2 separate regions of the Homo sapiens genome follow, and region 1 is linked to region 2. A link is an interaction called in ENCODE POLR2A ChIA-PET data of the cell type or tissue named here. Cell type or tissue: MCF 10A. All regions are shown on one strand. Each heading gives the region's core, and the rest is flanking DNA. Links, peaks and the distances in the headings are about the cores only.

Region 1 (5,369 bases), core at 185-5,184, 74 kb before region 2:
GAAATTCTGTCTCAAAAAGAAAAAAGAAAACACATCGAGTTGTGGGGACTTGGGCATCACTGATCCTCTTGTCCTGGTCCCCTATCCCTTGTCTACTCCCTTGTCACAGTCCTGATAGGCCTCCAGATAGCTAAGAAAAGAATCCCCACACTGGATAGCCTGCCTGTAAATAGGAGAGGCCAGAGGAGGCAGGGAAGGAGCAGATAATTCGCCTGGACTTGATCCCTAGGTGTGGCCCATAACCGCGGAGTGACTGTGGGTCTGCCATCTAGGCTTTCTGTGCCTCAGTCCTAGCATTGTGGGTTAAGTGACATAACACATGTAAAGGGCCGGCATAGAGTGTAGTAGGCTTCAACAAATGCTAACTCTCTTCCTTTGAATAATGAACTACACAAGATATACATAGTTTTCTAAAATTTATTTTATGTTGCAGTGTCTCCTCGACTTAAAACACTATTTTCTAAGGCTGTTCATTTGTCAAACAATGACTACAGTTGCCAAGCATCCAAAACTCCAATTCTGGTCAGCAGAGCCCCACGGTCTGTTCTGGGGACAGGTAGCAGAAGCGAGGGGCAATACCTCCACCTGGGGCATCTGGAAATGCTAACACAAAGGGGTGAAACTGGGGCTAGGTTGGAAGACACAAATAGAAGTTGGGGGGATGAGCAGAGATGGGTGAGAACAAGGGAGGCCAGAGAGAAAGAACAGCTTGAGCAAAGCATGTGGCAGACAAGAGGTGTGGCACACTCGGGAAACCACACACAGGTCACCTGCCTGGGGGACAGTAATGTGCAGGAAGATTGGATAGGAGATGTGGCACTGCAAACAATCAGGGTCCAGTCCAGAAGGGCCCTTCAACGAACATAATGGGTTTGCATTTATCTTGACAGAGAGGTACCTGCAGCAGCAATGTGGATGGGAGAGGGTGGGGAGGCTCCAGGCAGGGAGCCCAGGCTAGAGGCCATTCTGATAACCAGGCTGATACATGATTCAAGCCTGGATTAGGACAGTGGCCCAGGAGGGGAAAAGAGATGTTTAAGTGGTAAGAGAAACAGACCTAGAGAGTAGGAGCAAGAGAAAGGGAAGTATCTAGGAAAACATCCACATTCCAGGCAGCTGCACTGAGACTATTTACTGAGACAAGGGAACCCTGGAGGAGTCAAGAGCAGTGAACTTGGTTTTAGATAAAATGAATTTGAAATACTTAAAGGAGGCCGGGCGTGGTGGTTCACACCTGTAATCCCAGCACTTTGGAAGGCCGAGGCGGGTGGATCACCTGAGGCTCACCCCGTCTCCACAAAAATACACACACACAAAAATTAGCCGAGCATGATTGCGGGTACCTGTAATCCCAGCTACTCAGGAGGCTGAGGTGGGAGAATCGCTTGAACCCGGGAGGCAGAGATTGTAGGGAGCCAAGATCACGCCACTGCACCCCAGCCTGGGTGACAGAGCAAGACTCCATCTCAATAAATAAATAAATAAATAAATAAATAAATAAATACTTAAAGGACATCTAGGTGGTGTCCCATAGAACCTGCCAGCAGGATGAGTTCAAACCCAAATCTGGTGAGTATTCACTGTGTACTCTTAGGCCTCCACAGTTCTGTTTTCTTATCTGTAAAATGAGGCTGCTACCTACTTCATAGAATTATTATTTTTGAGCCAGAGTCTCACTCTGTCATCCAGGCTAGAGTGCAATGGCACAATCTCGGTTCACTGCAACCTCCGCCTCCCAGGTTCAAGCGATTCTTGTGCCTCTGCCTCCTGAGTAGCTGGAAGTGCAGTCATGTGCCACCACACCTGACTAATTTTTGTAATTTTGGTACAGATGGATGGGGTTTCACCACATTGGCCAAGCTGGTCTCGAACTCCTGACCTCAAGTGATCTGCCTGCCTCGCCCTCCCAAAGTGCTGGGATTACAGGAGTGAGCCACCTACTTCATAGAATTATTGAGAGAATGTGGGCTAAAGAAGATAGCTGTGGAAAAGCACCAAGCCTCTTAGCTGGCACACGGTGGGAACTCCATGAATATTGGTTGAATCTGAAGATGACTGTGATCATGGATATTTCTGTGTTAAAGTGCTGTCACCACGAGTGTGTGGGCAGCTTGGTTCTTTTCATCACACGCCGTTCCAGCTAGGTGGAGAGGACTGTGGTCAGGGTTGCTGGGTGGCCAGCTGCTCCTACTCTCTCGTTCTGTTTTTCTTACCACCCAAACATCTCTTTTCCCCTCCTGGGCCACTGTCCTAATCCAGGGAGTTCTTCATGTCCACCTCCTCAGCCCCCACCCCTGGGACAGGCCTTACCTCTTCCAGATCCCCTGCAGCCACCCTGCCCAACAGGATTCCAAAGACTAGAAGAACCTCCCCAGCCTGACTCAGGCAAACTGAATGCCCTGTCTCAAACAAGCAGGGGCCCTGAGGCAAGTCTTGCTCTGGGAAAACAAACAGGTTTTTATTACCTCCACCTTAAGACAAAGCCTCAACCTCTGGCTGCTGTGAGACACTCATTCCCAGGAAGAAAAATGACCTCTAATTGCAGTAGTACATGTGACACCTCCCTGGTAGACTGTGAGCTCCCTGAGGGCAGGAACTGGGTCCTACAGGTCCTGATTTTCCTCCTAGCCCCTAGCACCTGCCAATCTGAGTACATGGTCAAGGAAGGTTTGTTGGGTTTTCATGCCTGTGTGTTTGGTTTCTGCTTCTGAGCTAGAGTCTCTTGCCAGGTAAGCAGAGTAGATGCACTCCTCAAAACTCAATAGGAAAACGTCATGCTGGGTCATGGTGAACAGGATCCAGGACCAAAGTCCCTGCTGCTTCCTTCTCCTCCTTCCCAACTCCACACCTGCCCGAACTTATGACAAAGAGACCGAGTGTCTTGGGAGTAGATTCCCAAGTCATGCCTAAAACAATGCATTAGGTCCTTGAATAGATACGATTTGGGTTACTAACCTCCAAGTCACATCCCCTTCATCAATAAATCAAGGCAACTCCAAGAACTTTCTCCTCCCCTGTGGTCTCACACACTGGTCCATGGAGCTCTGGAGTGGAGCAGAAGACACTAGGGCCTGTTCCCTAACACACTCACGGCACTTTCCACTAAAAACAAGCCAGCTTGGCTGGGCACGGTGGCTCACGCCTGTAATCCCAGCACTTTGGGAGGCCAAGGTGGGCGGATCACCTGAGGTCAGGAGTTCAAGACCAGCCTGACCAAGACGGTGAAACCCCGTCTCTACTAAAAATAAAAAACAGGGTGTGGTGGTGCATGCCTGTAATCCCAGCCAGCAACTTGGGAGGCTGAGACAGGAGAATTGCTTGAACCTGGGAGGCAGAGGTTGCAGTGAGCCGAGATCGCGCCATTGCATTCCAGCCTGGGCAACAAGAACAAAACTCCATCTCAAAAAAAAAAAAAACCAAGCCAAATAACACAAGTTCACCTTCCAGCCCTCTGAGTCTTCTCTTCTTCTGGGTCACCTCTTAGGCTTCTCTGGTCAGTACAAGGTGGACACCTGTAAGCTGCTTCTCATCCCAGCCAGCTAAGCCACAGTACACAGGAACCAGCCCCGTTCCCTAAACAAGTCATGGGATTCAGCAAAAGGCTTTCTCCCAGACCAGCCTCTCCTCCCCATGTGCCCTGGGCTGGCTGGGTCCCTCATTCAGTTACCAGACGGACTGCCTTTGCATCTGGACGGGCCTCTGACCTTCCCAGGTGAGAGGTCAGTCATTCAAGGCCTCCACTTGGAGAACAATCAATTTCGAGTTCAGAGATTTGGGGGACCTAGGGAGATTTTCCTAAATGAGATCCCCTGCTTCCAGCACAGACTCCTAGTTGCCTAGCAACTGTAGAAAGAGATCTGGGAAATCTGGAGCTTACTCCACAGCCCCCTGTGCTGTGATGAGCTCGTGTGGCCCACCTAGGGAGGAAGGCACTGCAGCTGATAATTATCAGGAGTAACAGCCATAATCCCAGACCTGCTATTACTGTGTTTACAGAGGAGCAATTACTGCAGAAGCTCACACCACTGGCCTTTCCCAGGCCCTCACCCTTCCCGCCCTGTGCTGACTAAGGGAGTAGAAATAGCCTCCAGCCTTTCCCAGGAGTAGAAGCTACAGCCTCACAGAGCCCCGGGGTGCTCTGATACCGGTTCTGCCACTTAAGCTGCTCTCCAAAGCTGTGAGTGGCCCTTAAGGAGGAAGGACGTGAGTGAGGCTCAGGGCACACACCCTTGGCCTGGCTAAGGGTAGAGGTGTCCAGTGGCAGGAGAGCCAGAGATAGTGCTTGGGGAGGCAGGAATGCTGGTCTTCTAAGAGCATGCTGGGCTTTTTCTCTTTCCTTCCTAAAGCCAGTGGCCTGCTCACCGCCCTTCTTTCTGAGCAGCTCTCTCAAGGCCAGGCTAAGGACAAGGCATAGATGTGGAGCTGAAAGGTTAAGCTCCCTACCCTCCACCCCTGCTGGTCTCCAGAAGGGGACAATTGGAATTCAAATATCCAGTGTCATGAAGCCAAGGAGAGAGGTGGCATAGGAGTCTATAAAGCCAGCCCACTAGCTTCTCTCTCCTGGGAACTCCCTGGTTTATGAGCTGCCAACCCGAGCTTCATGGGTGAAAAAAGCACCCAGACTTCCAGAAAATTGTCTGAGAATGACAGCCTTCCAGCTCTGCCTTCAGTCTCCATCCCCCATGTCCTGCATCCTGGATCTAGCAACAATATTCTGATGCACACCATCTCTTTTCTTTGGCTTCTCTCCCTCCATGACACAAAGGCCAGAGTATGATAGCCTGCCTAGAAATCAAGACCATGATAACTAATTAAAGTCATAGACTTCCAGACTGTTAAATCTTAGTGTGGCATTAGACATGATCTAATCTAACATCCCCATTTTATAGACGGGGAAACTAAGGCCCAGAGAGAAAGGCAGTTGATGTACAATCACACTGCTAGTTAGTGGCAAAACTGAAATCAGAGCTCAGACATCCTGTCCTTGCTCAACTGTTATTTCCAACATATGAACCTGCCCTTTGACTCTGATTGCCCTTTGGGTTCAGGCCACAGAGAAGATTATTTTTAAAAAATCGGTGGGGCATGTTGGCTCCACAGTTTGGGAGGCTGAGGTGGGCATATCCCTTGAGCACAGGAGTTCAGGACCAGCCTAGCCAACATGTCGACACCCCATCTCTACAAAAAATACCAAAAAAATTAGCTGGGCATGGTGGCATGACCTGTAGTCCCAGCTATAGGGGGCTGAGGTGGGAGGATCACTTGAGCTCAGGAGGTCAAGCCCAGTGCAGTGAGCTGTGAGCATACCACTGCATTCTAGCCTGGGTGACAGATCAAGACCCTGTCAAAAAAAAAAAAAAAAAAAAAAA
Region 2 (5,369 bases), core at 182-5,181:
TTATTTATTTTTTTGAGACAGAGTCTCACTCTGTTGCCCAGGCTGGAGTGCAGTGGCGTGACCTTGGCTCACTGCAACCTCTGCCTCCTGGGTTCAAGTGATTCTCCTGCCTCAGCCTACTGAGTAGCTGAGATTACAGGTATGTGCCAGCATGCCTGGCTAATTTTTGTATTTTTAGTAAAAACAGGGTTTTGCCATGTTAGTCAGGCTGGTCTCGAATTCCTGACCTCATGATCTGCCCACCTCGGCCTCCCAAATTGCTGGGATTACAGGTGTGAGCCACCATGGCCGGCCGAAATTTTTTTTTTTTTTAAAGCACAGTGCTTTTCCTATTATGTCAAACCACTGCTGTTAACCATTTTCTTATTCTTTTTCTACTTACTAGTTATAAGGATTGTAATAAGGGTTAAAAGTAAACCAAAATGAAACAAAACTGTTTGGCCCTCCCTGCTGTTCCCACATTGAACTTCTCTCCGCTTGTCCAAGAAGCTTAGGGCCTGACGGAGACAAAGTGGTTTCAAGGTGGCATTATGGGTGGTGGTGTGTCCGCAATTGGTGGGTTCTTGGTGTCACTGACTTCAAGAATGAAGCCGTGGACCCTCGCGGTGAGTGTTACAGCTCTTAAGGTGGCGCGTCTGGAGTTTTTTCCTTCTGATGTTCGGATGTGTTTGGAGTTTCTTCTTTCTGTTGGGTTGGTGCTCTCGCTGGCTCAGGAGTGAAGCTGCAGACCTTCGCAGTGAGTGTTACAGCTCTAAAGGCGGTGCGTCTGGAGTTGTTCGTTCCTCCTGGTGGGCTCGTGGTCTCGCTGGCTTCAGGAGTGAAGCTGCAGACCTTCGCCATGAGTGTCACAGCTCATAAAGGCAGTGTGGACCCAAAGAGTGAGCAGCAGCAGGATTTATTGCAAAGAGCGAAACAACAAAGCTTCCACAGTGTGGAAGCGGACCCGAGACGGTTGCCACTGCTGGCTCGGGCAGCCTGCTTTTATTCTCTTATCTGGCCCCACCCACATCCTGCTGATTGGTAGAGCCCAGTGGTCTGTTTTGACAGGGCACTGATTGGTGCGTTTACCATCCCTCAGCTAGACACAAAGGTTCTCCACGTCCCCACCAGATTAGCTAGATACAGTGTCCACACAAAGGTTCTCCAAGTCCCCACCAGAGTAGCTAGATGCAGAGTGTCGATTGGTGCAGTCACAAACCCTGAGCTAGACACAGGGTGCTGATTGGTGTTTACAAACCTTGAGCTAGATACAGAGTGCCGATTGGTGTATTTACAATCCCTTAGCTAGACATAAAGGTTCTCCACGTCCCCACCAGACTCAGGAGCCCAGCTGGCTTCACCCAGTGGATCCCCCACTGGGGCTGCAGGTGGAGCTGCCTGCCATTCCCGCGCCGTGCGCCCGCACTCCTCAGCCCTTGGGTGGTCATGGGACTGGCGCCGTGGAGCAGGGGTGGCGCTCATCGGGGAGGCTCGGGCCGCACAGAGGCCCATGGAGGGGGTGGGAGGCTCAGGCATGGCGGGCTGCAGGTCCCCAAGCCCTGCCCCGCAGGAAGGCAGCTAAGGCCCGGCGAGAAATCGAGCTGCAGCGCTGGTGGGCTGGCACTTCTGGGGGACCCAGTACACCCTCCGCAGCCGCTGGCCCGGGTGCTAAGCCCCTCATTGCCCGGGCCGGCAGGGCCGGCTGCCCCCAGTGCAGGGCCCGCCAAGCCCACGCCCACTTGGAACTCCAGCTGGCCCGCAAGCGCCGCCCGCAGCCCGGGTTCCCGCTCGCGCCTCTCCCTCCACACCTCCCTGCAAGCTGCGGGAGCGGGCTCCGGCTTTGGCCAGCCCAGAAAGGGGCTCCCACAGTGCAGCGGTGGGCTGAAGGGCTCCTCAAGTGCCGCCAAAGTGGGAGCCCAGGCAGCGGAGGCGCCAAGAGCGAGCTAGGGCTGTGAGGACTGCCAGCACGCTGTCACCTCTCAGTGTTATGGGATCCAAGCTGGTGTGGGCCCTTAGGAGAGACTTCCAGAGAAGGTGATGTCTTAGGGAGGTCTCAGGGACAGGTAGGAGGTGAGTAGGCAGAGGGGCTGGGAGGGGATGCAGGAGGGCGGGCAGGGGGAGCAGGGCAGAGACCACATGTGCAAGCAGGAGGTTCGAGAAGGCGGGGCGTGCATGGGAACCAAATGGCCTGGGACGTCTGGAGCACAGTGACAGGCGTCACGGGCAGAGGCGATGCCTGGGAGGTGGAGCCCAGGCTGAGAAGGCTACGTACCCCATGCCATCCCCAAAAGCTGGCAAATAGAAGGTATGCAGCCACAATGGCTTTCTTCCCCTACTCTGCCTGCCGGTGTCTGCAGATGCCCATGTCCAAGCCTTTTGTCCTGTTATCTCCTGCCATTCTGACCCATCTAAATCCTTCCCAGTCCTCAAAACCCACCTCCAAAAACATTTCATCCCTAAAACAGGATCATCCCTAAAATTTCATGGCTAAATTGAGATGACAGATGGAGGCTCACATACCAGAGATCCAGATATTTAAAAGGAATAAATCAATCTAACAAACTTGAAATATGTTCTATCCCCCCACCTTGAGAGATTGCCCTTTGTATGGCTTCGAAGACCAAGTTCAAATTAAAAAATCTCACACTGTGTGAAGTTCTGGGCCTGAATGGGGCGGCACAGAGAAAGCTGGTGTCTCCCTCCAGTCCCCGGCCCTCAGCCTGAGACTCACCTCTTTTTCTTCCTGTTTCTTGCTCCTTCCAGCACTGCCAAGGGCCTCCCACAATTAAACACCTCTACTTTTTTATTCAGGCTCAGCCACAAACTGCCTCTTGTCTGAGCTTGTCCTGGGCTTAAGTGATCCTCCCACCTCTTGGCCACCCCTCAGGCCTAGCAAGGCCCTCAAGGGCAGCCAGTCCACCTTTAGGAGGATGGGCCAAAGTGCGAGTTTGTTGTGTAAACCTCAGCAGCTCTGAGTCAGCTGAGTGGGGAACTCCAGGTTCCTGGGTGCCTGGAGTCTGGTCTAGAGTGGAGGGGCCCAGACACAGGGTTACCACCTCCCCTCAGCCTCACGCACTCCTCGCTCTGTGGGAAAGGATGTGGGTAGCAGAGGGCCAGAGTGGGGCTCTCTGAATGTGGGGCCATATCCAGGGGCTTCTCTTGCCTGTGTCTAAGAGCTGTACTACACAACACTTCCCCAGTCTTTCCAGATTGCCCACCCTGCTGCTGCCATCACCTTTAGGACCTCCCCTACATTCAGATCTTCTAACCTGGCCCTTGCCACTATAGAGAATCTTGCAAGGGTGAATACCACTTAATGATATTCATTCCTTCCTCCTCATTTATAAGCATATAGTTAAGAAAAAAGATCAGGCCGGGCGCAGTGGCTCACGCCTGTAATCCCAGCACTTTGGGAGGCCGACGCGGGCGGATCATGAGGTCAGGAGATCGAGACCAACCTGGCTAACATGGTGAAACCCCGTCTCTACTAAAAATACAAAAAATTAGCCAGGCGTTGTGGCAGGCACCTGTAGTCCCAGCTACTTGGGAGGCTGAGGCAGGAGAATGGTGTGAACCCGGGAGGCGGAGCTTGCAGTGAGCCAAGATCACGCCACTGCACTCCAGCCTGGGCGACAGAGTGAGACTCTGTCTCAAAAAAAAAAAAAAAAAAAAGATCAGACAAAAAAAAAAAATCAGCTCACAAAATAGTTGGATTAGCTTCTGTGCTACAAGTTTGTTTATATTTTTCTTTTCTCTAAAACTGCTTATGAAATAACTCATAATGTGCAGGTTATCTTTCAGAACTGACCACCCCAAGGCCAGGGTACCCTTACCTTGCATACTAGGAAAAACAAGAGGCCCTGAGAGGTATCTCCCAGAGCAACTGATTGTACTAGTTAGTGTATGTATGTGTGTGCATATGTGTGTGTGTGTATGACAGGGTTTTACTCTGTTGCCCAGCTGGAGTGCAGCGGCATGATCACAGCTCACTGTAGCCTTGAATTCCTGGGCTTAAGTGGTCCTCTCACCTCAGCCTCCTGAGTAGCTGGGATTATAAGCACGTCACCACTTCTTTTTAATAGAGACAGGGTCTGTGTTGCCCAGGCTGGTCTCAAATTCCTGGCCTTAAGTGATCCTCCCACTTTGGCCTCCCAAAGTGCTGGGATTAGAGATGTGAGCCACCACGCCCAGCAATTAAAATCATTGTTAGCACTTCTTTCTCCTTGCTCCTGGAGCTGGGGTGTAGCAGTTTGGCAGGGTTCAGAGTAGGTATCCCCGCCCCATGGGCTCCTCCCTCACAGGTGTTATCCTGCATGTCAGCTGCAATACTGAACAGGATGGAGGCTGGCCTCCCACAGGCTGGGGCAGCATAAGGTCCCAATGTCCCTCTGTATTGCTTTGACCTTTTACTTCCCCCTTCCCTTCCTGTGGTGGGTGAGGGCTTGGGTTGGGAGGGAAGACAGTGGAAGCCTCTGGGGTAGTCATGAGAGCCTCTTCATAAAAGTGTTGGTTCTTATGCAAACAAGAGCCAGAGATTGCATCAGAGCATGAGTTCTGTCGTAAAACCAATAGCTACCAGATTCTGCCTTCTGTTTCCCTCTGCTTACTACCTTCTACCTGCTTCTCAATCTTAAAGCACTTAAGAACAGGGACTTTGCTTTTTTCCTTTGTATTTCCTGCAAAGCTTAGCACAGGGAGCTTGGCACATGGTAGTAGCTTGGTAAATATTGGGTGAATTAAATTGTTGGTGAAACACTTTATTTCTGTGGTTTGGAATAATGAAATATGCTGAAATGAATATGAATCTATTTAACCTGGATCTTTTTTGAGACAGAGTCTCATTCTGTCGCCCAGGTTGGAGTGCAGTGGCGTGATCTCGGCTCACTGCGGCCTCTGCCTCCCTGCTTCAGGCAATTCTCCCTGCCCCAGCCTCCCAAGTAGCTGGGATTACAGGTGCCCACCATCACGCCTGGCTAATTTTTGTATTTTTTTTTAGTATAGACGGGTTTTTGCCACGTTGGCCAGGCTGGTCTTGAACTCCCGACCTCAGGTGATCTGCCTGCCTTGGTCTCCCAAAGTGCTGGGATTACAGGCGTGAGCCACCGCACCTGGCCTAAAAAATATTTTTGATTTGGCCGGGCGCGGTGGCTCACGCCTCTAATCCCAGCACTTTTGGAGGCCGAGGTGGGTGGATCACCTAAGGTCAGGAGTTCAAGACCAGCCTGACCAACATGGAGAAACCCCATCTCTACTAAAAATATAAAATTAGCCAGGCATGGTGGCGCATGCCTGTAATCCCAGCTACTAGGGAGGTGAGGCAGGAGAATCGCTTGAACCTGGGAGGTGGAGGTTGTGGTGAGCCGAGATCGCGCCACTGCACTCCAGCCTGG

The links. ChIA-PET counts read pairs that join two places held together with the same protein. Peaks named below come from ENCODE experiments on the same cell type or tissue, not always from the same donor. Only the 100,000 strongest peaks of a DNase experiment are listed, where the experiment ranks them.
Region 1: POLR2A ChIA-PET joins it to region 2 with 13 read pairs; 14 of 35 experiments call an interaction of 5 or more read pairs at or near these places.

What each region holds. Positions count from the first base shown.
Region 1 is chr1:181,116,546-181,121,914 of GRCh38, reverse strand. No RefSeq gene overlaps it. Among named protein-coding and RNA genes, the nearest start is that of IER5, 31 kb to the right of the region's middle. In MCF 10A, for the core only: no CTCF peak of the experiment used is centred there; DNase peaks (open chromatin) are centred at 2,424 and 4,094.
Region 2 is chr1:181,042,244-181,047,612 of GRCh38, reverse strand. All of the region lies in intron 1 of MR1 (major histocompatibility complex, class I-related), which reads right to left. Among named protein-coding and RNA genes, the nearest start is that of MR1, 11 kb to the right of the region's middle. RefSeq lists enhancers at 950-1,452, 2,771-3,010, 3,131-3,270 and a silencer at 2,570-2,719. In MCF 10A, for the core only: no CTCF peak of the experiment used is centred there; DNase peaks (open chromatin) are centred at 2,862 and 4,492.